Regions from separate parts of the Homo sapiens genome. Here region 2 is linked to region 1. A link is a loop called in an ENCODE intact Hi-C map of the cell type or tissue named here. Cell type or tissue: HCT116. All regions are shown on one strand. Links, peaks and the distances in the headings refer to the core of each region. The heading gives the core; the rest is flanking DNA.

What was found. Peaks named below come from ENCODE experiments on the same cell type or tissue, not always from the same donor. Only the 100,000 strongest peaks of a DNase experiment are listed, where the experiment ranks them.
Region 2: a loop joins it to region 1, with 7 times the contacts of the local background. A loop is called at or near these places in 8 of 110 quality-filtered maps.

What each region holds. Positions count from the first base shown.
Region 1 is chr15:81,263,200-81,269,192 of GRCh38, forward strand. It overlaps IL16 (interleukin 16), which reads left to right. Exons shown (of 19, transcript NM_172217.5): 4 at 2,460-2,602. Among named protein-coding and RNA genes, the nearest start is that of STARD5, 58 kb to the right of the region's middle. RefSeq lists an enhancer at 2,100-2,169. In HCT116, for the core only: CTCF peaks have their summits at 2,806 (motif pointing left) and 3,437; DNase peaks (open chromatin) are centred at 2,802 and 3,382; H3K4me3 peaks cover 1,035 bases.
Region 2 is chr15:80,773,703-80,779,695 of GRCh38, forward strand. CEMIP (cell migration inducing hyaluronidase 1) reads left to right here and starts at 5,668. Exons shown (of 30, transcript NM_001293298.2): 1 at 5,668-5,912. RefSeq lists a silencer at 5,290-5,569. In HCT116, for the core only: a CTCF peak has its summit at 2,928 (motif pointing left); a DNase peak (open chromatin) is centred at 2,929.

The DNA of each region.
Region 1 (5,993 bases), core at 1,421-3,920:
AGTTAGCTTGGTGTTATTCATCCCTTTTCCATGGATTTTTCCATTTTGTAATTCAACATAACTTTATAAACTCATGACAATATGTAGCTCTAATATAGCTTTTTTGTATATAATCATGACAATATATAGCTCCCCTTTCAAAAACTATTTTTTTTTGTTTTTTTTTTTTTTGCATTGGGTTGTAATAACCAGCTTTCAGTTAACTCACTTAATACTCTACACTTAACTGGTTTAAACTTCCCCCAATGGAGATGATAATTTTGGTACATTTCCTAGTTGGCTGGAGTGCGTCAACAAGCAATGTTCTGAAACAGTGGGCCGAAGTGGGCACAGAAATCGACCCCAGACCAGGGAGAGTTTTGGAGAACCCACTCTGTCCTGACTCTGGTCTGCGTCCCCACAGATCTGAATGTCTAGTGGGAACTGGAACCCCCACACAAGTGGAGCTGGGTGTGGCCTGAGCAGTTGCACTGGGCTCTCCTGTGGCTCTGAGGTCAGGTTGATCTGCTCTGTGAACCATTCCAAGTTGGCAGCCTGTTTGTTCATCCTCATTCCCTCTGAACCCAAAGCATGCACCACTGGCCACCTTCAAGTCACAGGTCACCCTTGCACTGCTGTGGATGGAGAGAATGCAGGGAGACTGGGATTCTGGAGGCTGAGGTCATGCCTCAGACTGTTTCTTCACTGATCCGGAACCCTCTGGGCTTCCATTTCCTCACTGATAGAGGAAGGAGTAACTCCAGCAGGGTTCCCAAAGGACAAATGACGAGCCACCTGCATCATCTGCACAGGCTGACAAACATACAGGTTTCCCCAGACCCGAAACGTGCAGATATGGATCAATAGGTTGGGTGGAGCACTGAAATCTACCTTTCTATTAAACACTCCGGATAAATATAATGCACAGGCAGAGTTAGCACTAGAGGATGTCTAGCCTCTCCTCTCACCCCCCTTTCTTGATTCTGTGTCCTCTCTTTGCAGCGTGTGGTTTTCTGAATCTTCTGGCTTCCTCTCCCTCCTGGTCCATCTGGGAGCAGTTGGTCCCTGTAACTCAGAGAGGGCCACCTACTTGCGCTGAAGCAGCTGCTGGGAGCAGCTGTTCTTGCAGGGGCAGGTTTCCCCAGCCACTCTCTGGGCCCCGATGGACCAAAACCTCTCCCTTCTTCACCTTGTCTTTGTTCCTTTCCTCATCCCCTTTTAGGGATCTCACACCCTCAGAGATACCACTCCTCTTTTCTTCTCAAGCTACCCTGGCCAGTGGCTTCCTCTCTTCAGCCTATAAATAAGCTTAAGTCTTTCCCATCCTGAAAATAAAAGCAAACCCAACCCTGCTCCATCCTGTGTTTCCTTTGAACTACCACCAATCTTACCTTTTCCTCTAGGGGAATTTTTCACAAAAGCCTGTCCATTCACTCGAGCCTCACTTGGCCCTCAGGATACTAGGCAAACCCTGCCCCTCTCCTGGCCTCTAGAACGGAACTGCCCAACACATTAGCCACATGTAGTCTTGAGCACTTGAAATGTGACTTATTCAAACAGAATGTGCAGAAAGTATCAAAGACCCACTGGATTCAAAGACTAAGTGCAAGAAGAAAAGGATGTAAAATATCTCACTAATAATTTTACATATTATTTATATGTTGAAAGAACAATAGATATAACAGACCAAATAAAATATATTATTAAAATTAATCTCTCCTGTTTCTTTTCACTTTTTAAATGTGGCTACTAGAAAATTTTTTAATTACATAGGTGGCTGGCATTATATTTCATTTGGGAAGCACTGTTGTAGACAATGACAGGTTAAATCAGATCATCTGTGAAGGTTTTCCCAGCTGGATGTGGTAGGGTAGGGAGGTAGGGTAGAGTTCCCGGTTGGATGAAAGGAAGTCTGTGGTTTCCACAAAGTAGAGGAAGCCTGTCGCTTTGCATTTTTGCAGATATCCAAAGAATCAAGAGTTGTCTCCGTGTGTGTGTATCCCTGTGTGTGAGTGCCTGTGTAAGAGCCAGTCAGATAGGATCTCCCCTGCCCCTGTTCCTACTGGGTCTCGCCTGTTTGTGCTTGTCCTCGGAAACCTTTGTGTTTTCCTCCTTTCTCTCCTTGGTTGGGATTGAAAACACCGGGGCCTGGATCTGATGCAGCATTGTGGTTTCTGAGAGCTCAGCACACTGATTGACTTGCAGGAAATGCCTGTCAACTCTTGTTGCATTGAATGGAGGTAAAATGGAAGTGAGAGTCCCATCTGCACCCTGCAGTACAGACAGCATGCGTGGAGATCATGACAATGCTGCTCATGTCTTCCGCGGCCACCTCTCCCCACCACGCACCTGGCACAGGGTGTTAAGTGGTTTACAGTCACACTGGCCCCTGGCTAATGAGGGGCTGATATTGTTCTTAGTTGAACTTTGCATTTTGAGAGCACAAATGATTTCTTGCTGTTTTTCCTCTTCTGGTTTAGGTGTTAATCCCTATTGCACAAGAGAAATTGATTTTCCAATGACCAAGAAATCTGCAGCGCCCACGGACAGGCAGCCTTACTCTCTCTGCAGTAACAGGAAGTCCCTCTCTCAACAATTGGACTGTCCAGCAGGAAAGGCTGCGGTAAGAATGGAAGGAGGGAAACTCAGAGAAGAGTTTCTCCCGGGGAGAAGGGAGGGGCCCAACATTAACAGTGGCTGAAGAGGCCTTCCCAGTAGTTTTTTTGTCCGCAGAACTACAGAGGAGAGGGTCTCGCTTAGTAGCTGCAAGAAGGTACAACCATCTCTGGGCTGAGAACCGCATTAGAAATGGTCATCCATTGAGCGCCCCCTTGTGCCAGGCACTTGCAACTGCTGCCACGTGTGTGCTATTAAGAGCTAACATGTAGAGAACACGGCACGCGGGGGGACCCTGAACTATGGCTTTGCGTGGATCGCTTTATTTCATCTGCACATACTCCTAAGAGGTAGAAGAGGGAGCTACAGCTTGGGCAAGTTAAAGGATTTATGCACATTCACACTGTTGAGGAGAAACAGCTGGGACTTCAAGTCTGATCTTTATGACTCTGAAGCCTGTGCGAAAAGGCTTTTCACTCCTATAATCTAGTGACCTGCTTTACCAACATTGCCTCTAATTCTTAAAACAAGCTTAGAAAGGAATATGTTGTTAGTCCCATTTTATAGTAGGACACTGAGGCTTGGCAAAGTGAGTAGCTGGGTTTATGCATCTTAAAACCTATAGGACCAGAATTTAAACTGCCCTGTGTGCTCCTCAGTCCATGACCTTCCCACTACAGGTGTCAGCTTGCAGGCAGAGAGCTAAGCAGATATAAAGCACAGTGTACCCTACACACGTCCCACCAGCTTGCCTTTCAGCCCCAGCCAAAGCACGCTGTGCTGCACGCTGCCACTTTTGGTCACACAGCGCCCTCTGTCTGTAGCATCTCACCCCTCCTTCTCTGATCTCTATCTCTAGAAACTGCCCCAGCCTTCAAAAACCTTCCTAAGGTTCTCTTTTGCCTGGGAAAGCTCCTGATCTCTCCAAAGGCGTGGACTTCACATTTTCCCAAATGCCCATCAGGAAGCAACTGCACTCCTCTCACAGTGCTCACCCAGCCTGTCTTGTGAGTGTCATTTATGTTAGCATTTCATCTCACCAACTGACTCTCCCAAGGAGGGTCTCCACGGTCAAGCAATGTTTCCCTGCATAGTACATAATAGATGCTCAGTGAATTTCATCTCTCTCTTCCCTTCCTTTCCTTGAGTCAATGTGTTTTTCATTCCCAAACTGGGAGTGTGGTGTCCTAGTGTTAGAAGAAGGTGGCTTCCCTGGTGCCACCCTGAGCTGAGAACTTTCCCAGTCCCTGGTTTTCTGCACATCTGGGGTCATACAGGAGTACACTGGAGCCCTCCAATATCTGCAGCCAGCGCTGGGTCCCTGAGGATTGGGCTAGCGGGTACTTCCTGGGGGAAGCTGCTTCCTGTCTTTGCTGCCTCATGCACTAGGATCCAGGTCCTTGGGAACAGGAGGCCTACCTGGCCAGCAGGGATGGGCTAAAGATCAGCCAGTAGTAGCTGCCTGGGAGGCTGTGCTGAAGAGAATTGAGGGGTTACATTCCACCAGGAAGGAGTGCTTCAGGAGATTGGCAGTGTTTTGGGGACAGGAGTGGGAGACTCAGTTATTCCCTCTACTCAACTCCTCAAAGTTTAGGAGGCAATTAGACACTATGTTAGTTGGAGACAGAACCAATAAGAGATGTATAGATAGACACACATACACATACGCAGACACACATACACAGACACACACACACACACACACACACACAGAGAGAGCGAGAGACTGATCATAATGAATTGGTTGGTTTATGGGATTATGAAGGTAGGCAGGTTCCAAGATCTTTAGCATGAATTGACAAGCTGGAGACCCAGGGAAGCCTATGGTTTAGACCTAATTAGAGTCTAAAGGCCTGAGAACCAGGAGAGCCAATGGTGTGGTTCCCATCCAAAGGCCAGCAGGCTCAAGCCCAGGAAGGGCTGATTTTTCAGTTGGAATATAAAGACAGGAAAAAGGCTGATGTCCTAGTTCAAAGGCAGTCACGCACGAAGGATGCTTTCTAACTCAGGGGAGGTCTGTCTTTTCTCTATTCAGGACTTCAGCAGATTGGATGAGGCTCACCTGCATCAGGGCAGGTGATGTGCTTTGGCTACAGATTTCAATGCTCATCTCATTCCAAAGCACCCTCATAGACACACACAGAATAATGGTTGACTAAATATATGGGCACCCATGTGGCCCAGTCAAGTGGACACAGAAAATTAACCACCACGGATGTCCATGCGTGATTTCACATTGTCTTCATAACAGCCCTCCAAAGGAGGAGGAGAGGGAGTTATCAGAGGAAGGTTGTTTCTGGGAGAGAAGAAGAGAAAGTGGGATCCACAGTGGACGGGAAGGCCAGGGAGTGGCTTACAGGACCTGGGTATTTCCTGGGTGACTTTGGAGAGAGCGGCCCATCAGGTGTGGGCAACTGCAAGCCAACAAGAGAGAGGGTGATCCAGAGAAGAGCAGCTCGTTATCCAGGGAATGCTAGTAATAAAGAAAACATGCATTCCATGTTCGCTGCCTTCCAGGCATGAGGCGATGTGTTTTACAAACAGCTATACAGCCAAGGGAGTACAACCCAAAGAGCTAAGTACTGTTAATATCCACCTTTGACAGATACAGAGGCCAGGCTGAGAGAAGTTAAGTGGCCTTCCGAAGGTCATCTAATTCATAGCAACAGGATGGATATGAACACAGGCAGCTCAGAGCCCATGCCCTGCTGCTTCCTCTGCCCAGGTGGCATGGGGACAGCATGGGCCTGGGAGTCAGCAGCCCGGGATCCTGGTTCTGCCTTGCGGCATCTCCGATATCAGAGAGCAGGGAGCAAGCAGCTACCTCCACATTCACAGCTGATGTGTCTGCTTTCGTGGACATGCAGGAAGCACAGCCTTCAGCCCCAGACTCTTTCCAAATATTAAATGCTGAAAGTAGCAAACAGTCTTAGAATTTATAATAATGACAAGAAACATTTCTAAGGCACTTGCTATGTGTCGGGCACCATTTTAAGCACTCGCATAGATTTATTCTTCAAAATGACACTATTAGATAGGCCCCATTAGGACCATGCTTTTACAGCTGAGGAAACTGAGGCAGAGAGGGCTAAGTCACTAAGCTAAGGTCACCCGCCAGCTGATAATGGGCAGAGTCAGAAGAACCCAGACAATGGGGTTCCCAAGTCTAAGCTCTCACCACTAAGCCGTATTTCCCCTCTGCAGGGCGGCTTCCTGTGGCACATAGCTCTGGTTCTCATTCATGAATAGTTAAGCCTGTCTGCCTACCCCAAAATTACATTCTGAGTTTTGAAGTCTTTGGGCTCCGCCCCCTTGCCCACCACCTCCTGCCTGGCACAAGGGGAGTTCTCAGTAAATGTGTCTTGGATTGAACATAGTCTCAGGGCGTTCTTGGTAGC
Region 2 (5,993 bases), core at 1,730-4,229, 490 kb before region 1:
ACTTGGATTTTCTACTGTGCTGGGAGTTGGTGCCCCTAACTCCGCATTGTTCATGGCTCAACTGTATTTTTATTTTTTAAGCCAGGAGTTTCTTCTTGGGATTAGTGTATGAATTATAGTGAAGAAATGTTTATTTATTTGTGTGTCTACTGAGCATCTACTCAGGTTGTCATTGTGCTAGTCTGGGAACAGAAAGATAGGGAAGATGCATCCCTATTCTCCAGTGCTCACAGCTGGAGGTAGGGAGGCAATGGAAGACAAGCAGGGTTGGGGAGATCAGAAAACGTTTCCCAGAGACAGTGACATTTGAGTTAGGTCTTGAAGCGTACCTTCGCATGAGCCATGCAAAAAGAAATAAGAACTCTTGAGAAGTGCCCAAATTTTCCTGAAATGCACACATGGGAGTGTTCAGAATGCTGAAACCAGTAACACGGGAGTGATTATATAAATTATGTCCATATTAGGAAATGGCATAACACTGTAAAATAATATTGAAAGAAATTTAAGGCTGGGCCTGGTGGCTCAGCCTGTAATCCCAGCACACTGGGAGGTGGAGGCAGGTGGATTGCTTGAGCCCAGGACTTCGAGACCAGACTGGGCAACATGGGAAACCCTGTCTCTTCCAAAAATACAAAAATTAGCCAGTCTCATAGCCTGGTTTCAAAATATATAAATAAATAAATAGATTAAAATTTAAAAACAAAGAAATAAACAAATTTATTAAAAATGCTAAAAAATGAATAAAAGTTTTAAAAAATTTTTAGAAAGAGATTTAAAATGCAGGGAAATGTGTTTGATATATTATTAGTTGAAAAAACAGGCTTATTATTATATATAATTTTGTCATTTAAAAATTATTTATGTTTTCCTTTTTTTTTTAGAGACAGACAGGGTCTGTGTTGCTCAGGCTGGAGTGCAGTGGCTATTTACAGCCCTGATCACAGTACACCACAACCTTGAATGATTTTTCTGCCACAGCTTCCTGAGTAGCTGGGGCTACAGGCTCTGGCCACCACACCCGGTTTTAAATTTTTGACTAGGTAATAATTCACTTAGTTCAAAGAGAAAAAAATTACAAAAAAGCACATAAGGAAAAGTTGACATCCCACCCCTCTTCCATCTTCCCAGCCCTCACCAGAACTATCAATTGCCAAACAGGAAACCATATTATTTGTTTCTTGTGTGTCATTCTAGATAATTTCCTATGCATCCATAAATAATTGCAAATACAGAGTATTTTTCCGCCCCTTCCCTTTTGCACAAGTGGTAGTGTGCAAATGTATCATATATACATTGCTCTATGCTTTAGTTTTTTATTTTACTATATAAAATTTACCCTATTCCTGGCCAGGCACAGTGGCTCACGCCTGTAATCCCAGCACTTTGGGAGGCCAAGGTGGACAGATCACTTGAGGTCAGGAGTTCGAGACCAGCCTGGCCAACACGGTGAAACCCCATCTCTACTAAAAATACAAAAATTAGCTGGGTGTGGTGGCGCACGACTACAGTTCCAGCTACTCCAGAGGCTGAGGCAGGAGAATCACTTCAACCCAGGAGGCGGAGGTTGCAGTGAGCTGAGTTGGCACCACCACACTCCAGCCACAGCGACAGAGTGAGACTCCGTCTCAAAAAAAAGAATTCTATTCAGCTTTTAAACAGCTGTATAATACTCCATCATATAGATGCAACACTATTTAATTAGCCCTACTACTGGGCACTTAGGCTAGTTTGTTGTTGTTGTTGTTGTTTTACTATTAAAAATAGGGCTACAGTGTATAACCTGGTGCTATTTGTTTCACACATTATAGCTGTAAGATAAATTCCTGGAATTGCTGAGTCAAACATTATGTATATTTTCATAAATCTTGTCAAACTGCCCTCCCAAGTTGTACCAACGTAAGTTTTCATCAGTGATGTATGCAAAGGTTGATTCTCCACCCTTACTGGCCTCCTCCGCAGCAGAGGTAGGGTCAAACTTTTGGATTTTTGCCAGCCTGACAGGTATTTCGGCCTAGTATTAATTTGTATTTCTTCATTTATGTGTTAAGTTGAGCATCTTTTCAAATGTTTGTAAACTACTTGGGTCTCCTTTTCCATCGCATGTATGTTATCTTTATAGGAAATGCTCATTCGTGTATTCATTCATTGACGGTGGACTACACGTGGACTTCATGTTGGCCACTATAGGAGCTACTACAGGGTAGATGGGTAAACTTGAGAGACACAGCCCTTGCCCTCTCAGAACATGCAATCTGATGGAAGAGAATAATTTTGAGCTAGCTATTGAAGATTTATGGAACACTTACATACATTTATCTATTTGTGAAACTATATATGTAACTTATACATGGAAAAATGCTTGGCTATATACTGAAATTAACAGAAATAATTTTTGAGTGGAAGTGATTTTTTTTTCTTTCCTTTGTGTTTTTCTGTATTTTTCAAGCTTTTGTAATGTATACACATTATGTTTGATGTTAGGTAATTTCTTTTCTCTTTGTTCATTGTTTAAGTTTTTCAAGGTTGGTTGGTTGGTTGATTTTTTTACAGGGAACATGTGTGATTTTTTGCAATTAGAACAAAAGGAAATAAATAAGAAGAAGACATCATACATACACCGTTTACCTATGTTTTAGACATAAATAAAACACAGGAAAGAAGAGTTCTTTCTCTAGAGTGACGGTGAGTTTGAAGAGGAAGATATAGAAATCCACTTTCAGAGCTGGGATTTGCTGTCATAAGTTCCAGCACAGGCCTTCACTCACCAGAAAAGCTGAGGACATGTCTCTCTTCAGCTGGGCAGCCTCTTCTGTGTCCAACAAGACAGGAATCAACAGCTCTGAGAGCTGGAAATCTGGCCTCCGGATCCAGGCCTGGGAATTTCCCTTTTCTGATGCCAGCTTCAGGCCCAGTGTCTAAGGGCGACCCCTGTTGGTGGGACTTAAGTATGCTCATTATTCGTGAGCTGCTTCTCCAAGGGTGGAGATGCCCAATTCAGTTTTAATTTTTTGTGGGTCTGCTGGAAACCTTGAGGCCCACAGCCCACTCACACACTACCCTAACTACATCCTGCTTCCCTTTTCTCCTTGTCCTCCACCCGTCTACTCCAGGTTTTCCTGGACAACTGGGTCTGGAGGCTTGGCGTATGGAGCCACAGGTGTGGCCAACCTTTTAAACTGTAATAAGGCAGGCTGCTGTAGGGTCAGGTGCTGTCTTTGCTGATCAGCAGGTGGAGTGTGGAGGCCCTTGTTTTAGGGAACAGATGTGGCATCCTGTCAGCAGACTGAGGATGCCAGACTTGGGCAGCTTGAGGCAACAGTGAGCAGGCAGGCCAATCTACTGCACAAGGATGTAGCTGAGGGGGCTGCATCCCACCTGAGGAAGGTGGGTTGGAGGCAAATGCAAAGAATGGAGGAAGGGCAGGCTTTCTGGGTGGCAGGTCACACCATTGATGGGCGTTTCCCTTCTCTCTGGAGACTCTCTGCTGGGAGATTTCGGCAAGAATCAGAAAACTAACACAGCCTTTCTTGACCAGCTCTTTCCTGTCTCTGCATTTATAAGAGCAAGACAATGGATTGCGAAAGTGTGGGCAGTAAATCCACCAGTGTCATGTTGCTATATTTATCCATAAAGAATTACGCGGCACGCCCCGTTCATCACTGAGTGCTGAATGGCAGTGCTGAATGGAGAACTGGCTGGAGAATCTGGTTTTAGACATTCGGAGCCTGTTTGTAATTCATCAGCACTGCTCTTTTCCCCTGGGCATTGGTCTGTGATAAAGAAAACTGGATACCAGAGGAATGTGCTGGGCATTTCAGTGCTTTGAGAAAACATAGCCAAGCACTTCTCAGGGCCCATCCCTAGACAGGACCCTGCCTTTACCACTTCATCTCCCAGATGGCTGTGGAGCCAGCCCCTCACCAGAGAGCTACCTGGCTCCACTCAGGCCTCAAATCTACTGTCTGTTGATGGAAAATCCTGCATGTCGTGCCAAGCCAGGCTGATTCAAGGTCGACCTTTCTCCATTTGGGCCAAATGCCCAGCACCCCCAAACCCCTAACACACAACTCTTTGTGGGTCTGGTTTCTGGGAGCTCCTTAAGGAAGAAAAACATAAACAGGAATCATGGTGAGGACTGGGGAGAGGGGCCCTGGGTCGGGGGGGCTCCATTTTATTCGGCTGGAAAGAAAAGGTTGGGGAGGAGGGCTTGCCATTGGATCCAGTTCATTACTTCCCAATAAATCAAAGAAGGGCTGAGAATCCTGACCACCACCCCCAGTAAGGATCAAGTTCCGCTTTCTGGAAGAGGCCTAGAGGTGGATTGCAGGACTTCCCAGTTTAACCAGGTGACAAAGGCTTCTGCTTCAGCCCAGATGTGATCACAGACTTCCACAGCTTCTGCCGACCACAGCCTGGCCTTAAAGTCCAGACCTAGAGTCCCGGAGCTAGTGTGTACTACACAGAATGGAGACCTTGCCTGAGGAGCTGGTTCTCAGAGAACACTGGCAGGAAGGAAGAAAGAAATGTATATTCTAGGAGGCCTCTGCTAACCAGGAAAGGGGGCTGAGTCACACTCTGAAAGGTGGAAGAGGCAGAGAGCAGGTATCAACGCCCTCATTTTACAGATTAAAACAAAACAAGAAAAACAAACACTCCTCACCTCCCTGCAAAAAAACCACCCTGAGGCTCAGACAGGGGAAGTAGCTGGCCCTGGTCACACAGTAGGTTAGCGGCAGAGTTGAGAGGAGACTCCATATGCCCTAGGGATGTGTTGTGATGAACTTTTCCTACTGGTACTGTTTCCTCCCGCGAGGGAATGTCTAGACCAGCCGCACCTTCTTGCTTTGACCCTTCAGAACTTTGGCCTGTCCAGTTAAAGAGGCACAGAGCCCTCCTACCCACAGGGAATGTTTCTAACTTACCAAGCACCTATTATGTGCTTAGAACTTGGACTTTCCTGATCTCATTTAAGCCTCACCATTCTAGTGAGGAAGCATCACAGAACCCATTTTCCTGATGAGGAAACTGAGACTGGGAGGGGTTAAGATCCTGTACACAGTTGTAACTGGCATGTCTGAATCCAGTTTCAAACCAAGGTGCCTTTCAGTGAACACCCAAGCATCTTCCTCTCGGATTAACTGCTAGGCCAATACCAAAATCTCTTTCTCGGGCTACTCTTTTGCTGCTGAGTTAAAAAGAGATCCTGAGACTTAGCCTGGGACCCCGACTCGCGGCGATTCTGTGGCAGGCGCAGACCTTTTCTCCTGTCCTCCACTGCCTCTTTGCCTCGGAGGGCGCCCCGGGGCGCGAGCGGGGCACGGGCGACCCTGGCTCCTTGGAGGCCCGGGGACTTGCTCTCCGCGGTCCGCCGCGGCCGCTCCACCGAGTCCTGGCCTCCAGCGCCCTCACCTGGCTGCTGCGGGCGGGACTCTGCGCACCCGGGCTCCGCGGGCTCAGGTCTGCGTCTCCCAGAGCCGCCGCCAGAGCCCGCCCCGGTCCGGCCCGGGCACAGGGCCCCCGCCCCACTTGGGCAAGGCGGGGGCGCGTGGAGGGAAGTTTCATCGGGGGGCGAGGGAGGGAGCTTCGGTGCCGCGCGGGCGTCAGGGGCTCCTCGGGGGAGGAGTCAGTAAAAGTGGCTATAAAAGCGGCCTCTCGGCTGAGGGCCGGGGAGCTAGCGCTCAAGCAGAGCCCAGCGCGGTGCTATCGGACAGAGCCTGGCGAGCGCAAGCGGCGCGGGGAGCCAGCGGGGCTGAGCGCGGCCAGGGTCTGAACCCAGATTTCCCAGACTAGCTACCACTCCGCTTGCCCACGCCCCGGGAGCTCGCGGCGCCTGGCGGTCAGCGACCAGACGTCCGGGGCCGCTGCGCTCCTGGCCCGCGAGGCGTGACACTGTCTCGGCTACAGACCCAGAGGTAAGAGGGCCTGGCTGGGGGCGTCAGGGATGAGCTGACGGCCCATGCCACGGAAGAGAGGTAAGAAGTGGGGGCCCGCGC